Linked DNA regions of Homo sapiens: regions 1 and 2 are each linked to region 3. A link is a contact called in ENCODE Hi-C or POLR2A ChIA-PET data. All regions are on one chromosome and are shown on one strand. Each heading gives the region's core, a stretch centred on a gene start or an enhancer-like site at or near the end of the contact. The rest is flanking DNA. Distances are from core to core; before and after follow the strand shown.

Region 1 (4,364 bases), core at 1,443-3,942, 690 kb before region 3:
CAATGAATCCATACAGACACCTGAGTCTTTATGTATTTTTATAGGATAATACCAATCATAAATAGATATTTGAGGTGGTTTATGTTTTGCTGGAGAACTGTCTCTAACTGAATAACTCTGTGATTTAAGAAATTCAATGTGCATAAAGAACTCTATCTAAAAAATACACAAAAAACATACATAAAAAATACACAAAATAACATGTGCATAAAGAATTCAATGTGCAAAAAGAACTCTTTCTTCAAAAAATATTACATGTATATACATGTATCAAAAAATATTACATGTATCTGAAATTCTTTTCTAAACTTTAAGGACAGGCACAGTGGGAGGAAAATTGGACACCGTCTAATCATATACACACATAATATACAAAGACATGTGCAAGCTCACAGCCATCCCGAATGTAAGCACTGTCATTTACATTTAGAACACTTTCCCAGCCCATCTGAATTCTAGTCACTCACTCATGGGGCCCGAGTACCACAGATAGCAATTGGGAATCATTTTTCTGTTCTGCTCAAACTTTGGCCTCTTTAATCGCTTTCCTCATTGGTTCTCCAAATGTGTTCTGCACATCAGCTCGTTTAAGAAGATTTCTGTAAACATCAAACCGAAATTCTAGGGTGTTTCTCACCAGAAGCCATCTTTCCATCAAAAGCAGCTCACAGAGAGGGGCCACGTGGATTGTCTGCCCTGAAGTGACCTGACCTCCCTTCACCTGCCCTCTCTCCTTCTCTCCAGACCTGTCATTGCTCCTCTGCCATCTGCCTCCAACACTCCCCTAAACACCCTCCAGCACACACGCAGTGCATTTGCTTTCATTTTTACGGAGCGCATTTAAAGCTGGGAAGGAAGAGGGTCGCTCTTGCCCTTGGGGGATCTGATGCAGTGCATAAAGACCCAGCTCCTTGAAGCTGACGGGAGGTTTTAGGCATCTTGCATACAATTATCCACCTGGTTGTCTGGGAAGGTTACCATGGCAACATTTCCAGAGCCTCATGTATCTACATGTCACTGATAGATCCCATCAATTCAGAAAAGGGGGAAAAATAGTAAAAGCCGCTCTCATCTCCTGTCTGGTCTGACGAATCACTATTTTACCTATTTGGGCATAATCTAGGAGTATCATGATACTCTTAATATGATACTCTTAATATGGTGTTTTTTTTCACTCAAGTGTATTTTAAAGCTGAAAATCAAAGTGAGCCGAAGAGGAATTTTTCTGTTTTATTCTTTCATTTTCTCAAGCATTATACTTAGGAGTGACTTCAGCTGCTGGCTGTGGGATACTTTAATTTGTATGTATTGGGGCAAAAAAGGAAGCTCTAAATTCTAAAACCGTCCCTGATAGAAAGGTTAAACATGGGAAAAGACAGCGGGAGCTCTATAGTAACCTTGAGTGACTTCTATAACAGTAGGCACATGCATTTACGCATTTCCAGAGAGAGATATCAAACATCCTCCTTTTGGTCCTCTGACTGAAGACAAAAGATTTCTTCATGCACATCTTCTAAGGGAAGGGAAGAAGTCCTACCTATTTTACTAAAATAGTTCTTATTAAAAGGCCACTGTGAAAAGAAAGAACTGAGGAGTTTGTAATGGGGACCCAATTCTCATCAAAGCCCTGCTATAGCACAAAGTTTAGCCTTGGACTTTCACAAAGGTAAGCTGGATATTTACATGGTGCCCAACATCGGCCATGCCTTAGAGACTTAGATGGCAGTCATCCTTGGAGGATGATCTTCAGAGACAATGAAAGAGATTTCCGTAGCTTGCAACACCTCGGTCAAGCTTTGCACTTTAGCTTTCCAACCTGGCTTCTACGCAGGGAAGTATTAAGTCGACGCTGATACGAGCTGACAAGTTGGAACAGCCATAAGACAGTCCCTAGAATCCACAAAGATCAAAGTGTGCCTCTTTCCAAGCCATTACGCTAAAGGTAAGCCAATGTGACATACCTGTGGGTGACCCTTCCATGACGTGGCCGATGTAGGGGCCTTCCCGAAAGATCGGTCGGTTGTCATTCTGATCAATCACAATGACTTCCAGAGGCACCGGCCCCTCGAGAGTTTTGCCATTGACATCAGTGGTCTCCACAAATAGCTATTTGAGCAAAGAGATTGGGGGAGAAAGAAGATATTAATTCATTATGAAAATTCAAATAAGGTTCTCTAGAGAAAGTAGGTTATATCGACAATTTTATGAGCCCTTGGCAATATTGAAATTTTGGTCTCAGAGGATAGTCACTGGGACTAGAATAGAAATTGAACATTCCAGAATAAAAGGCAAAGATCAGTTCACTTTAGATCCCCCTTGGGAAATTTACAATTAATTCATCAAATCGGCAAAGAAAGTTAAAACAAAACAAAAAAACTCAAAACATAAACAGTCATAGCCAAGAAATTACGCTTGTATCATTTCTGTTTTCCCAATATCATTATGCTTAAAAGGAATGTTATGCTAATAAAAATAATTGACTAAGCAGTTATGAACCAAGTACATTAAGAGATAACCAAAAGTGTTTATGGCAATCTTTTAGGAGAAAGTCAGGTCAGTATTTGTTGGGGGCTTTCCTCAGGCTAGGAACTCAGAATTTGCAGGGGGCCTGAATGAGACCTCGGGATTCCTGCCCACCAGGCTGTTTACAATTTCGGAGGATTTCACAACACCATGAATCACTTCCATAGGGAACTACTTTCAGATCTCAATGAAGAAGGCAGCATAAAAAAACAACTTTTTTGTTTGTCTTGGAAACGAAGAATTATGTCATGGCATTTCCAGTGAATCACGGGGACCTTATGCGCACATTTTCTGTGCGTAATTCAACCTTGATTTAACTCAGCGATAAGAGTAATACTTCCTCTTGGATATAAGTGTTGGTCCCCGCATAGGAGTATTTTGATCAGAAAAGGGCATCTGCATTTGGAATCCTAGTACAACTCTTTCCTATCTGTGTGACCTTGAGCAAGACACTGGATCTCAGTTTTCTCATCTGTAAGTGGGGTTAACAAAAACACTCATTATTAGGAATAATAACAAACACTTATCCAGTGCTTACTTTAGCTCTATACTATATTATCTCACTTGATTGTCATAACAACCCTTTGGATCTTTTTACAGAGGAGAGAATGAAAGCAAAGAGAAGATAAATGGTGGAGTCCAGATTTGACCTTGGGAAGTCTGCCTCCAGAGCTCACTTTTTTAACCACTATAAACAATATTTCTAAAGCATTTAAATATGGTCTATCATATAATATGTCTCAAGAATATTAACTGCTGCTATTGTTGCTACAGTTATTATCAATACTATTGTCAAAAAAGAGCCCAAATTAGAAAAATGAAAGACAAACATTCTTGTTATAAATCAGTAGAGTCACATTCCACCTGATGGTATTGTAAACCAGTATAATCCTTTTCAAAAGCATGGCAAAATTCAACAGAAACCACGAAAGACTCATACTTTTGTTCCGTTTTTATACCACTCCTGATCCTATATAAGTTTGCACTACATATTTGGAACTATTCACTGCATTGTTATTTCTCAAAATAAAATTACACTGGCATCTGCCTGAACATCCAGTGGAAGGGAACTAGTTGAAGGAATGTTTGTGTAACAACATATTACAATACAATAATTTTTAAACTTTATTGATCTACTTAGAATATTGAGTAAAAATACACAAAATAACATGAGCATCATCATACATGACCTACAAATATGGATAGAATTTGAAGGCAGTGAGCAAAATGAAACCAGGTATGTGTGGGTAGATAATTTTTAAATTTTTTTCTTTAACATTACTTCATCCTTTTACCAGCAAATTCACACACAGACATACATACTTGATTTCTGGTGCAGATAAAATAATGCATGTAATAAGAAAAAATGAAGTGAACAGAGCCTCGTAATATCTGCACACAAAGGAGATCTCACAGAGAGTGAAATTTTATACTTTTATGTTTTTTTTAAGCTATTATGAGAATACTGCTAACAAAGGAAATCAATCAAAATAAAGCTCTGAGGCAATTTTATGTAATAACATAGGTCTGGTTTTTCATCTTCCCAAAATAGCCAAGGACTTGACTTTAACTCAACCAAAAAAAAAAAAAAAAAAAAAAAACAGAAACAAAAAAACACTGTGCCTAAAGATAACAAATATCTTGGATCTGAATCCTAAGATTCTACATTCTATAAGACTTGGCCAGTATCATAAGCTACAAGTAGGATAGGTAATCAGAATTCACATTTGCCAAATATTCAAATATGCTGAAACTGGGAAGGGCAGACAACAGATCCATCTTAACACAATGGAAAGAAAGACAGAAACTAAGGAGACACCATTGATTAGGATGAATACAGA
Region 2 (4,267 bases), core at 1,497-3,996, 860 kb after region 3:
TTGCAGTGAGCTGAGATTGTGCCACTGCACTCCAGCCTGGGTGACAAAGCAAGACACCACCTCAAGAAAAAAAAAATTAAAGAAAATAAAAAACAACTATCTAATATCGAAAAAATGGGAGATAGGTTTTTAAAAAATAAGGTAGAATCCTATAGTAATTTCAAACAATAGCGAAGACGTGTTTGCTGGAATCGGGAGTATCATGATTGGAAACAACCTAAATGTCCAGCATTGACAGGACAGATCAATCTATCGTGCTGTACTGTTGAGTGAAATTGCTCATGGATGTTAAAATAAAGCTACATCAACATGGAAAATCTTCACAAGGTCAAGCAAAAACATGCAAGTTGCTTGAGGGATACACACCACGCAGTGTCTTTTATGTAAAGACCTGCAAAACATATTATATGTTAATCATGGATGAAAATTTTTGAAATGGGAATTATAATTATTAAATCATGATACTGATTTCTCTAGGGAGGGAAGGGTACTTATGAGAACTTAACTATATTTTATTTCTTAAAAACAAAAAAGATCCAAAGCAAACATCACAACTCATCTAAGTTGGTTGCGGGGTTGGGGGTTATTTATTCTCAATCGCTACGCTACTGAATTCCCACATGCATAATAGCTTTACTCAAATTGATTATCTTGCAGCTCTGGAGACGAGCAAAAGTCATGAGTCTCATGGGGCTAAAATCAAGGCATCACTGGGACAAGCTTTCTCCAGACCCTCTAGGGGAGAATGAGTTCCTTTGCCTTTTCCAGCTTGCACAAGCCACCTGCATTCCTTGATTCATGGCCCCTTCCTCCATCTTCAGAGCCAGCTGGTGCCATCTTCCAGTCTCACTCTGACTCTGACCCTCCTGCCTCCCTCCTGCAAGGACCTTTGTGATTTCATCATATCCACCCAGATAATCCAGGATCATCTCCCCATCTCAAGATCTGTTCAATCTGCAAGGAGCATTTTGCCGTATAGAGTAATATATTCACAGGCTCCAGGGATTAAGACAAGGGCATCTTGGGAGCAGAGAGCGTTTATTCTGCCTATCATAGAGGGTTGGAAATAACAATAATAATAATAATAATAATAATAGCAATAGTATCACAATAGCGAAGATAGGGAATCAACCCAAATGCCCATCAACAATAGACTGGATAAAGAAAATATGGTACATATACACCATGGAATACTATGCAGCCATAAAACGGAACGAGATCGTGTCCTTCGCAGGGACATAGATGAAGCTGGAAGCCATCATCCTCAGCAAACTAACACGGGAACAGAAAACCAAACACTGCATGTTCTCAATCATAAGTGGGAGCTGATCAATGAGAACACATGGACACAGGGAGGAGAACAACACACACCAGGGCCTGTTGGGGAGCAGGGTAAGGATGGAGGAGAGCATCAGAATAAATAGCTAATACATGCAGGGCTTAATATCTAGGTGATGAGCTGATAGGTGCAGCAAGCCACGATGGCAAACGCTTACCTATGTATCCCACACATTCTGCACATGTATCCCAGAACTTACAATAAAAGTAAATTTAAACAATAATAATAGCAATAGTAGCTCTTATAGAGTGCTTGGGATATTTGCCAGGTACTATGATACCCAAAGTATGATACATAATTAACTCCCCTAATCCTCATGAGAGTCCAGTGTAATAGGTACCATTATTATCCTATTTTACAGATGAGTGCAATGAAAAGTTAAGTAACTTGTCCATGGCCACAAATGGGATAAGTGGCATAGCCAAGATCTGAACCCAGGCAGTCAGACCCTGGATCCCTTGCTCTTGAGTATGTGGGGTCTGTCATATTATTTTTTAAACCAACATCGACATTTAAAATAGTTAATAACAGGCTGGGCTCAGTGGTTCACACCTGTAATCCCAGCACTTTAGGAGGCCAAGGTGGGAGGATCACGAGGTCAGGAGATCGAGACCATCCTGGCTAACACGGTGAAACCCCATCTCCACTAAAAATACAAAAAAATTAGCCAAGTGTGGTGGCGGGCGCCTGTAGTCCCAGCTACTCGGGAGGTTGAGGCAGGAGAATGGTGTGAACCTGGGAGGCGGAGCTTGCAGTGAGCCAAGATGGTGCCATTGCACCTGGGCAATAGAGCGAGACTCTGTCTCAAAAAAAAAAAAAAAAAATTAATAACAGGCCAGGCTCAGTGGCTTGCACCTGTAATCCCAGCACTTTGGGAGGCCAAGATGGGAGGATCTCTTGAGGCCAGGAGTTCAAGGCTACAGTGACCTATGGTCACACCACTGCACACCAACCTGGGTGACAGAGCAAGACCCTGCCTCAAAAAATTAATTAATTCATTAACTAAAATAAATTAGTTAATAATACTAACATGGTCACAAAGTAGTACAAAATGAAAAAGGCAGATTACTAAAGTACATTACAAAAGGGTCGCATGTTGTGAAAATGTCTTGTGAATAAAGTTTTGTTGGACAAAAAGATTTGGAAGGTGGTACACCAGGTGTTAACACCATCTCTCTGGGTAGGGGGGTGGCGGGGGCTAAGGGGTTGTTTTTCTCACCCAGAAGTAGGTTAAAATGTGTCTACCAATGAACACATAGTACTTCTATAATGAGGGGGAAAAAGCAGTTGTTTTAATTAGGAGAAATATGCAAGGCCAGAGGGAAGCAGCTCAGAGCTGTCTAAACAGGAAACTGGCGTAACGTTCACTCTGCGCCACGCTGGGCTTGGGCCCTTCTTGCCTCCCCAGGGACACGGGCCCTCCTTCAGTCATGCTACTACCTGGTGTAGGGGCTTTTCCCACTGGTGGAGGCTGGTGGCAGGCCAGGGACATCCTGGAGTGGCTGGTAGTGCTGGGGAGAGAGACACCTGGCCGGTGAAATCCAGCCGAAGCAGGAGCAGAGAAGACGCAGTGGGATCCCTGAAGTCCTGAGGCCGGGGAGGCCAGCCCCTCCTCCACCTCTTCTGAGCTCTGCGGGGTCTCCTCTTCCTGCTGCACATGCTCTCACCATGCCTTGCCTAATTTTGCTAGTTTCCATTCTACAAATTAGTAAGTTCCCATTTCCTTCTTTCTCAAAACAGAATCCTTCACACACACAGATACTTCACCTCCCAAAACTCACGCCTACCCCTGGCCTCCAGCACAACTTGTATAGATGAAAGCAGCACCTTACAGCTTCTTCCCAACAGCCCTGTGACAGTGGAGTGGCCCCCAGGCTGTGATGTGGTATCATCACTGTTTCTATTTCCAGAACTTCACCTTCACCCTGTCGACGCTCCTTCTCCAAGCCCAGGCCTCCCCAGCCTCCCAGAAGCACTGGGCTGCTTTTATATCCAGGCTCAGGTCCAAGAGCACTTAACCCCAGAGGACCCCTAGCTGTGTGCTACAGAAGAGCAGGAGGAGGACACCCCCTACACATGCGAGCTATGTCTCAGCCTGTCCCATGTCCCCCACGCAAACACAAATGCAGGCACCTGCTGCCTGAGGAGACATATGGCAGCATGGCTGGGAGGCACCCTGTGTTAAGTACATACTGGACTTGTGACAATCACTTACAAACTGAATCCTCCCAGTGATCTGATGGGGTAAGCTCCACTATTACCCCATCTTATAGATAAGAAAACTGAGACTCAGGCCAGGCGCGGTGACTCACACCTGTAATCCCAACACTTTGGGAGGCCAATGCAGGCAGATCACTTGAGGTCAGAAGTTCAAGGCCAGCCTGGTCAACATGGTGGAACCCCATCTCTACTAAAAATACAAAAATTAGCCAGGTGAGGTGGAGGGTACCTGTAATCCCAGCTACTCAGGAGGCTGAGGCAGAATAATTGCTTGAACCCGGGAGGCAGAGGTTGCAGTGAACTGAAATTGTGCCGCTGCACTTCAGCCTGGGGACAGAGTGAGACTCCATCTCAAAAAAAAAAAAGACAAGAAAAAAGAAAACTGAGACTCAAAGAGGCCAAGTAGATTGCCTAAGGTCACACAGTCACTAAGTGCCAGGACCACGAGTGGAACCACGGTGTATGGTTAAAGAGGAAGTTGTCACAGAGGTGCCCTATCTCAACCCCAGATACTGCTGCCATGGTTAGGAAGAAACCGGAAGTCCGAGGCTGAAAGGGGCAGCCAGGGCCTTTTCCTGATTCATCTGTTAACCAGGTATCTGAGGAGCACCAGCCACAGGCCAGATATGGGCCAGGTGCTGGGAAGTCCCCCTTATGAACAGAACAGACAGGGTCCCTGGCCTCCCAGCACTCTTAGTCTGTGGGTCA
Region 3 (4,113 bases), core at 1,241-3,740:
CTACAACTAACATCACACTTCATGGTAGGAAACTAGCTTTCCTGATAAGATCAGTAGCAAGGCAAGGATGTGCCCTCTTACCATTGTTTTTCAACATCGTCCTGGAAGTCCTAGCTAATGCAGTAAGATAAGAAAAGAAAACAAAGGTATAGTGATTGGAAAGTAAGAAACAAAACTTAGTTTGCAGATAAAATGATTATCTATGTAAGAAATCCAAAAAAATTGACAAACTCCAAGAATAAGTAATTATGCCAAGATTACAAGATACGAGGTTAATGTAAAAAAGCCAATCACTTTCCTATGTACCAGCAATGAATGAATGAAATCAGGAATTTAAAACACAATACAATTTACATTACCCTCCCCAAATTGGAATATTTACATATAAATCTAGCAAACTGTGTACATGAAATGTACAAAATACAGTAGTCTCTCTTTCTCCAAGGTTTGCTTTCTACAGTTTTACTCAACTGTGGTCAATCACAGTCTGAAAATATTAAATAGAAAAATTCCAAAAATAATTCATAAGTTTTAAATTACATGCTGTTCTGAGTTGCATGATGAAATCTTCTGTCATCCCACTCCATCCTGCCGGGAATGTGAATTATCATTTTCTTCAGTGTATCCATCCTGTCTATCTTACCCATCATCCATTAGTCACTCAGTAACCATCTTGGTTATCAGACTGACAGATTAAAAGAGAAGGGTGAGTGCGCTACAACAGATTTTGAGAGAGACAGCCCACATGCATGTAACTTTTATTACAACATATTGTCATAATTGTTCCATTTTATGGAGCAATTGTTGTTCATCTCTTACTGTGCCTCATTTATAAATTAAACTTTATCACAGGTATGTACAGGAAAAAAACATAATGTATGTAGGGCTTGGTACAATCCATAGTTTCAGGCATCCATTGGGTGTCTGGGAACTTATTCCCCATGAAAACTGGGGAACTACTGTATATATACAAGATCTATATGAGGAAACACAAATGTTTATAGCAGCTTTATTTGTAATCACCAAAACTTAGAAGCAACCAAGATATCCTTAAGTAGGTCAATGGATAAACTGTGATACATCCAGACAATGAAATATTATTCAATGCTAAAAAAAAAAAAAAAAAAGAGCTACCAAACCATAAGAAAACATGGAGGAAACTTCAATGCATGTTACCAAGTGAAGGAAGCTAATTTGAAAAGGCTACATACTATATTATTCCAACCATATGACATTCTGGGAAAGGCAAAGCTATGGAAATAGAAGAAAGATCGGTGGATTGCCAGGGGTTAGGGAGAAGGGAGTGGGTAGGCAAATAGGCAGAGCAAGTATTTTAGGGCTGTACAACTATTCTGTGTGATATCATAATGGTGGATACATGAATTTACACATTTGTCATGTATCCACCATACACCGTACAGCACCAAGAGTGAACCCTCATGTAAACTGTGAACTTTGAGTGATAATGATGTGTCAATGTAGAGTCATTGACTGTAACAAATGTACCATTCTGATGTGGGATGTTGATAGTGGGACAAGGCTGTGCATTTGTGGGGATAGGAGGTACTTGGGAAACTTCTGTACCTTCCACCAAATTTTGCTGTGAACTTAAACCTGCTCTAAAAAATAAGGTTTACTTGCTTTTTAAAAAATGCTACCAGGTGCCAACCTGTCTTCCTCTCTAGCCCCTCATCTCATCACCATCATTAACACACACACACACACACACACACGCACACCATTCAAATGCAACCAGGTGCACTCCAGCCTCTTTCTCCAGCCACACTGAGCCAGCTGCCATTCTCCTTCTACCCTGTGCCTTTGAACCACTGATTCTCTGCTTGAAGCCCCCACTCCCACACTGCCAGCTTTTGTTTGACTATCTTCAACATGATTTTCAGTCTCAGCTCATATGTCATCTTTTCACTGATAACTCTGTCCAAGGCAGATGCTCTTTCTCTGTACTTCCAAATCGAAATCAGAGTTCCTTTTGCTAGACCAGCATTTTCTGCCTTGCACGGTAACTCTCAGCTGAAGTTTCTGTCTCTCACACTGTCCTGAGACATGCCACTGGTTCAAGGGGCTGTCTAGGTGGTGCCAAACCTCATACAGATCCTGGCACATAGCAGGTGCCCACTAAAGGCTAGCTGAAATTTCAGGCACTTGAGTAGTGAGCCATGACCCGAAGGCATTGCTTCCTATCTGGGCGACCTTGCCTACTCTAAGCTTCAGTTTCCCCATTGTTAAAATGGGAAAGAATGATAATAAGGGCAATGCCTATTTCATTTGGTGGTTGTGAGGACTGAGTTAATATATATGTAAAATTAACAAATGTAAACAAGAAAAAAATAGCCTGTGGAGGAGGTAAGCTTCTGTAGGCTTCTTCTGAATTGCTTTGGCTTCCTCTGCTGCACATAAAAACAAATGATGTCACTGCCTTGCCCTCCCCCAACCCCACCAGTGGTTTCCCATCACTCTCAGCATCACACGCACACCCTCCCTGCAGCCTAATCTGCCTCCCTGATCTCATCTCCTACTCTTGGACCCGACACTGCGGTAGCCTCACTATTTCCTGCTTTAGGACTTTGCACTTGCTTTTTGCTCTTCCTGGCATACACTTTCCTTTTGAGATCCACATGGCCATCTCATCTACTTCAGAGAGATCTCAGTTGAAATGTCTCCTCTCCAGGACACCTCCCCTCACCCCCAACCCCTATCACAAGGAGCACCTTCGTCACACTTTACCCTTTTATGGTGCTTGATTGACCGGCTCATTGATTGCAACACTGATTACTAATGAATTTTCTTTACTGTTTGCCTCTGCCAATAAAGCAATAGCTCCATGAAGATAGGAACCTGGTTGTGCCCATTGCTATTTTCCTGGTGCTTGCGGGCATTCAGTAAATGTGTTGGGAAAATGAATGAATGTATGAACAGATGAATCCCCTGATACAATGGGAAAGGCAGGGAAATTATCTTGAGTTTCTTTTGGACTCCATCCTCCAGTTCTGGAAGCTTACCTGTACCCCAGAGCCAAGAGAATGACTAAAAGCATGAAATCTGGGACCACCAGCTCCACAGTTTATTTGCTATGGCTGTGGGCCTCAGCTACTTTGCCTGTATAATGGATCTAGTCACTCCATCTACCTCAGTAGTGTTGGGAGGGATGAAAGAACTGATACGAGGAAAGCCTTTAGCACAAGGCCAGGCACATACCTTTGTTAGCTGCTTCACGTGGTTAATACTATAACCTGAGAAGCTGCCCTCATCCTTTCTGTACCCACCTCTTCTGAATATGAAAAAAAAAAAAATCCTTATTTAAATCCATGGTTCCTTTGATGGTACAGCATTTGTATCTTTGCCCACGGCCCCATCCCCTAAGGATGTCTGCCCCCAAATAAAAGTTGTCAAACATTTTAAATGGTATTAAATTGTCCAGAAAATGGGAATGCCCAAAGCAGAGAGTCAGTCAATCAGGATTATTTGAGAGCTTCAAAAAGACAGAAGGAAGCCATTATTAGGTTTAAGAATATTGCATTCCACCTCCCACACAGCCTTTATCTAAATCTTCATTTAATTGGCAGCCTTCAGCACTGTCAGAATTGCATTCTGAGAACCAAGAGAAGTTTTCAAACATTCACACAATGTTATATGCTTGGCTCAAAACAACTCAAGGGGAAAGAACCATCTCTTCTGCAAGAGATTTGGGGATGCCCTAAAGCTGATGCTATGAGAGTTGGGAAACCGACCTTGAATAAGAAACCAAGACCACCATGTAAGTGTCAGCCAAAGACACTGTCCAGAGGTTTCAGGCAGAGAGACTCGGACCTGCTGTCTCCCCAGAATCTCTAGGTGACTCTCTAAGGGCAAGAATTCATCCTTTCTCTATCTCTCAGGACCTCCCCCACTGGCTGGTGCAGTGTAGGCCGGAAATAGATGTTTTTGCAATGACTAATGAGAATTTTTGCGGCTTTATGTCATAAGGGGAATCCTCTCTCAGGCCCATGTGTCTCTGCCTGAGTGATTCCAACCAGAAGCTGGGCTGGAAGAAACCTGATTTCTCCCTGTCCCTCCCTGTAACCCCGTACAGTTAATTAGCAAGTCTTATCTGTT

Evidence for each region. A loop is a pair of places that touch in the nucleus more often than their neighbours do. ChIA-PET counts read pairs that join two places held with the same protein, here RNA polymerase II (POLR2A). Pooled maps may share reads with other maps.
Region 1: a loop to region 3 is called in a map of MCF 10A, with 6 times the contacts of the local background. The contact joins two enhancer-like sites. A Hi-C loop is called at or near these places in 1 of 168 maps with a recorded cell type or tissue (MCF 10A) and 4 of 50 pooled maps. POLR2A ChIA-PET finds 5 or more read pairs at or near these places in 2 of 52 experiments (A673 and H1).
Region 2: a loop to region 3 is called in a map of GM12878, with 14 times the contacts of the local background. The contact joins two enhancer-like sites. A Hi-C loop is called at or near these places in 1 of 168 maps with a recorded cell type or tissue (GM12878) and 6 of 50 pooled maps. POLR2A ChIA-PET finds 5 or more read pairs at or near these places in 1 of 52 experiments (activated T-cell).

What each region holds. Positions count from the first base shown.
Region 1 is chr16:83,342,604-83,346,967 of GRCh38, reverse strand. CDH13 (cadherin 13) reads right to left here. Exons shown (of 14, transcript NM_001257.5): 6 at 1,962-2,106. Among named protein-coding and RNA genes, the nearest start is that of CDH13-AS1, 55 kb to the left of the region's middle. RefSeq lists an enhancer at 1,745-2,944. Within about 2 kb of position 2,692, at least 2 of the 41 ENCODE cell types and tissues checked have a DNase peak (open chromatin) inside an H3K27ac peak, as active enhancers do.
Region 2 is chr16:81,797,495-81,801,761 of GRCh38, reverse strand. All of the region lies in intron 2 of PLCG2 (phospholipase C gamma 2), which reads right to left. Among named protein-coding and RNA genes, the nearest start is that of PLCG2, 20 kb to the right of the region's middle. RefSeq lists enhancers at 2,718-3,327, 3,598-4,017, 4,068-4,117. Within about 2 kb of position 2,746, at least 12 of the 41 ENCODE cell types and tissues checked have a DNase peak (open chromatin) inside an H3K27ac peak, as active enhancers do; they include GM12878, where a contact is called at or near this core.
Region 3 is chr16:82,653,933-82,658,045 of GRCh38, reverse strand. The region is part of intron 1 of CDH13 (cadherin 13); the gene reads right to left. Among named protein-coding and RNA genes, the nearest start is that of CDH13, 29 kb to the right of the region's middle. RefSeq lists silencers at 2,344-2,393, 2,328-2,622 and enhancers at 3,526-3,575, 3,816-3,865, 3,916-4,113, 3,947-4,113, 3,367-4,113. Within about 2 kb of position 2,490, at least 14 of the 41 ENCODE cell types and tissues checked have a DNase peak (open chromatin) inside an H3K27ac peak, as active enhancers do; they include GM12878, where a contact is called at or near this core.